Regions from separate parts of the Homo sapiens genome. Here region 1 is linked to region 2. A link is an interaction called in ENCODE POLR2A ChIA-PET data of the cell type or tissue named here. Cell type or tissue: Caco-2. All regions are shown on one strand.

The links. ChIA-PET counts read pairs that join two places held together with the same protein. Peaks named below come from ENCODE experiments on the same cell type or tissue, not always from the same donor. Only the 100,000 strongest peaks of a DNase experiment are listed, where the experiment ranks them.
Region 1: POLR2A ChIA-PET joins it to region 2 with 5 read pairs; 10 of 35 experiments call an interaction of 5 or more read pairs at or near these places.

The regions. Positions count from the first base shown.
Region 1 is chr3:42,042,467-42,044,966 of GRCh38, forward strand. It overlaps a transcript of TRAK1 not described here. Among named protein-coding and RNA genes, the nearest start is that of TRAK1, 48 kb to the right of the region's middle. RefSeq lists enhancers at 395-664, 891-1,185. In Caco-2, no CTCF peak of the experiment used is centred here; a DNase peak (open chromatin) is centred at 1,015.
Region 2 is chr3:42,103,557-42,106,056 of GRCh38, forward strand. The region is part of intron 1 of TRAK1 (trafficking kinesin protein 1); the gene reads left to right. It overlaps LOC124906231 (a long non-coding RNA gene), which reads left to right. Exons shown (of 2, transcript XR_007095889.1): 1 at 1-327; 2 at 776-2,500. Among named protein-coding and RNA genes, the nearest start is that of TRAK1, 13 kb to the left of the region's middle. In Caco-2, no CTCF peak of the experiment used is centred here; no DNase peak of the experiment used is centred here.

The sequences.
Region 1 (2,500 bases), 61 kb before region 2:
GTTCAAGCGATTCTCATGCCTTAGCCTCCAGAGTAGCTGAAATTACAGGCATGCACCACCATACCTGGCTAATTTTTGTATTTTTGTAGAGATGGGGTTTTGCCATGTTGGCCAGGTTGGTCTTGAACTCTTGGTCTCAAGTGATCTGCCCGCCTTGGCCTCCCAAAGTGCTGGGATTACAGGTGTGAGCCACCGCGCCCAGCCTGGAACTTTTATTTTTTTCAATGACATAGAGACTTCTGAGTAGAAATTTCTTCTGCTTGCAAATTGTTTTTCAGTGAACCCATGAAAACGATTGCTTCACAGTGTATGCTCCAGGATGGAATACAGTTCTTAATGTAGAGGGTGCACTAGCTCTTCCTCTCTCTGGGGCGGGTCATCTGTTGTACTCACTGCTCTGATTACATTCTCTAATATTTAAGTAGACCATGACCTGTCATGGTCTGGACGTGTGGCTAATTATACTTATCTCCTCATCTCGTCTTTAAAAAAGAATGATCTCAGATTCTTATTACCAAAGGACGTTGGCCTCCTTTGTAGAGAATACTTTGGGAAGGATCCTTCTGTGGAGTTTGATCCTGGGGACTCTGACTTTAGAGTTCTTGCTGATCTTTCCTCTCCCTTTAAGGGTAAGGATTAGTATATCTGCAGACATCTCCAAGCTTAAGCTTTGTTATTGTGGGCTTATGGGCAGCAGCTTAGCAACCATTTCAAGGCACTCAGCTGTCTCATGGGTCTGTCTCTGCTTGTCACTGTCCCCTCTTGCCCTCCTTCTCCTCCCTCTCACATTGCCCGTTCCCGTTCTTTCTTCCCTTGTCCTCTTACCCGTCTCCTCCTTTTTGTCCAGCATTCCTCTCTTTCCTATCCCCTCCCCGACTCACACTCCCTCTTGCTGCTTCCCTCACCCTCTTCTTTCCCTCCTCCTTGTCTCTTTGCCTTTTCTCCTCCTAGTCCCCTCCTCCTGACCCCTGCCCTCCCTCTCTCCTTTTGTCTTGGGAATCCTTTGTCCCTGCTCTGACCTCATCCCCTCCACCCCTACCCCCAGCCCTGTGAGCAGACCTCTCCAGCTTCTGATGGATGTTGTCTTTGGCTTTTCGCCAGTGTGTTTTTCCAGCTCCAGACCCTGTGTCTTGTTTTCTCCATGGAGCTGGGGGGGGGGCGGGGGGAGTAAAGGGGATCCTGGTTTTCATGGTCTCAGGCAGGCTGTGTCTGCAGCGTTTGGCCATTTCTGAGCCAGTCCCTGGCTTTGTTTCTTGGTATTTCCGGTTCTCCCAGTGGCCTGTTAGGATGACAGGACCCACCCCACCCCCCCGCCACCCCAACTCCCCAGAGGGGGCACAGGTTTGAAAGAGGACCATGCTTTGGTCTCTTAAGAGCACTTGATTACTTGACAGACGGCCTTCTATACCTTTCAGTTGGCAGGAAGCCACCTTTTTTTTTAAAATTACTTTAAAATTTATTATAAATAAAACAAAATTATTTCTGTGGTCAAGTTTACTATTTTGAAAATGGGAACTCATGTGTTTGTCATCTGCTGGTGGGCCCTGGGCCTGGGCAGAAGCCCAGCTTTCAGGTGGCCCAAGGCACTGGATTGTTTGATTTTGGATCTTAAAACTGATTTTGGAATTTTAAATCAATTTTTCAGTTCTGCCTCAGTGTCCAGTCTGTCCTTTTCATCCCCATCTGCTTTTCATTTTATTTATTTATTTTTTGAAACAGGGTCTTGCTCTGTCGCCCAGGCTGGAGTGCAGTGGCACAATCACAGCTCACTGCAACCTCTGCCTGTCAGGCTCAGGCAATCCTCCCACCTCAACCTCCCTAGTAGCTGGAACCACAGGTGCACACCACCACACTTGGCTAATTTTTTGTATTCTTGGTAGAGACAGGGTTTCACCGTGCTACCCGGGCTGGTCTCGAACTCCTGAGCTCAAGAGATCCACTTGCCTCGGTCTCCCAAAGTGCTGGGAATACAGAAGTGAGCCATTGTGCCTAGCCCATTGTATTTTCTTGAAGGCCATTTGAATATTGGTTGTGTTAAATGGAAGGACTTTTCTCTGTTTAAGAGGGCAACTTTCCTAGAAAGTAGAGTCAACAAATTGGATTTGCAGAGGTTGGGCTCTGGAGCCAGAAGGCTCAAGTTCAAGGCTGTCTGTGCCACTTGCCAGCTGTGTGTGGCTGTTTCTTGAGCTCCCTGGTAGAGCCGATGTGGGAGCCTCCTCCATCTGCATGGGGAGAAGGGGAGGTGCTACAGGTTAAATGCTTATTAATAAATGCTCTATTTGTTATTAAGAAGATTTCATGGCAAAGATCAACCACTGAAACAGCCACGAGTCTGCTGCCAATTTTCTCTGTTTTCTTTCCTGTGCTCTGTTTTTTTTTACTTCAATTACACGATTTCTCTGGATTTTTATGTTACCTTAGTTTTGGAAGCTAGAGCTACAAAACCAATGTGCTTAAGAAAATAAAAACTTTGCCAGCTGATGCTTGTGTGTTTTTTTAA
Region 2 (2,500 bases):
TGGTGGGGGATCGTTCTTGAGTGGTCATCGATGCTATTCGAGGGTACACTTAACAGACATTTTATGGCTGGGCTCGTGTCTGTGATCCCAGCACTTTGGGAGGCTGAAGTGGGAGGATCACTTGAGCTCAAGAGTTTGAGACCAGATCCAGGAGGAGTGGTTCCAACATGGCCGAAAAGGAACAGCTCCAGTCTGCAGCTCCCAGCGTGAGTGATGCAGAAGATGGATGATTTCTTCATTTCCAACTGAGGTACTGGGTTCATCTCACTGCGGCTTGTCAGACAGTGGGTGCAGCCCATGGAGCAGGACGGGTCATCACCTCACCCAGTAAGTGCAAGGGGTCGGGGAATTCCCTTTCCTAGCAAAGGGAAGCCATGACAGATGGTACCTGGAAAATTGGGACACTCCCACCCTAATACTGCGCTTTTCCAATGGTCTTAGCAAATAGCACACCAAGAGATTATATCCTGCGCCTGGCTTGGAGGGTCCCACGCCCACGGAACCTCACTCACTGCTAGCACAGCAGTCTGAGATCAAACTGCAAGGCAGCAGGGAGGCTGGGAGAGGGGCGTCCACCATTGCTGAAGCTTGAGTAGGTAGACAAAACAGCCGGGAAGCTCGAACTGGGTGGAGCCCACTGCAGCTCAAGGAGGCCTGCCTGCCTCTGTAGGGAGGCAGGGCATAGCTGAACTTCTGGGGGCACTTCTGGGGGCAGGGCATAGCTGAACAAAAGGCAGCAGAAACTTCTGCAGACTTAAATGTCCCTGTCTGACAGCTTTGAAGAGAATAGCGGTTCTCCCGGCATGGAGTTTGAAATCTGAGAATGGACAGACTGCTTCCTCAAGTGGGTCCCTGACCACCGAGTAGCCTAACTGAGAGGCAGCTCCCAGTAGGGGCCGACTGACACCTCATACAGCTGGGTGCCCCTCGGAGATGAAGCATCCAGAGGAAGGATCAGGCAGCAACGTCTGCCATCCTGCAATATTTGCTATTCTGCAGCCTCCGCTGGTGATACCCGGGCAAACAGGGTCTGGAGTGGACCTCCAGCAAACTCCAACAGACCTGCAGCTGAGGGTCCTGACTGTTAGAAGGAAAACTAACAAACAGAAAGGAATCCACACCAAAACCCCATCTGTACGTCACCATCATCAAAGACCAAAGGTAGATAAAACCACAAAGATGGGGAGAAACCAGAGCAGAAAAGCTGAAAATTCTAAAAATCAGAGCACCTCTTCTCCTCCAAAGGAATGCAGCTCCTCGCCAGCAACGGAACAAAGCTGGACAGAGAATGACTTTGACGAGTTGAGAGAAGAGGGCTTCAGACGATCGGTAATAACAAACTTCTCCAAGCTAAAGGAGGATGTTCAAACCCATTGCAAAGAAGCTAAAAATCTTTTTTTTTTTTTTTTTTTGAGACAGAGTTTCGCTTTTGTTGCCCAGGCTGGAGTGCAATGGCTCGGTCTTGGCTCACCGCAACCTCTGCCTCCTGGCTTCAAGTGAGTCTCCTGCCTCAGCCTCCCAAGTAGCTGGGATTACAGGCATGTGCCACCACACCCAGCTAATTTTTTTGTATTTTTATTAGAGACGGGGTTTCTCCATGTTGGTCAGGCTGGTCTCGAACTCCTGACCTCAGGTGATCCACCCGCCTCGGCCTCCCAAAGTGCTGGGATTACAGGCATGAGCCACCACGCCCAGCAGAAGCTAAAAGTCTTAAAAAAAGATTAGACAAATGGCTAACTAGAATAAATAGTGTAGAGAAGACCTTAAATGACTTGATGGAGCTGAAAACCATGGCACGAGAACTATGTGACGCATGCACAAGCTTCAGTAGCCGATTTGATCAACTGGAAGAAAGGATATCAGTAATTGAAGATTAAGTGAATGAAATGAAGCAAGAAGAGAAGTTTAGGGAAAAAAGAGTAAAAAGAAACGAACAAAGCCTCCAAGAAATATGGGACTATGTGAAAAGACCAAATCTACGTCTGATTGGTGTACCTGAAAGTGATGGGGAGAATGGAACCAAGTTGGGAAACACTCTTCAGGATATTATCCAGGAGAACTTCCCCAACCTAGCGAGGCAGGCCAACATTCAAATTCAGGAAATACAGAGAACGGCACAAAGATACTCCTCAAGAAGAACAACCCCAAGACACATAATTGTCAGATTCACCAAAGTTGAAATGAAGGAAAAAATATTAAGGGAAGCCAGAGAGAAAGGTCGGGTTACCCACAAAGGGAAGCCCATTAGACTAACAGCAGATCTCTCAGCAGAAACTCTACAAGCCAGAAGAAAGTGGGGGCCAATATCCAACATTCTTAAAGAAAAGAATTTTCAACCCAGAATTTCATATCCAGCCAAACTAAGCTTCATAAGTGAAGGAGAAATAAAATCCTCTACAGACAAACAAATGCTGAGAGATTTTGTCACCACCAGGCCTGCCTTACAAGAGCTCCTGAAGGAAGCACTAAACATGGAAAGGAACAACCAGTACCAGCCACT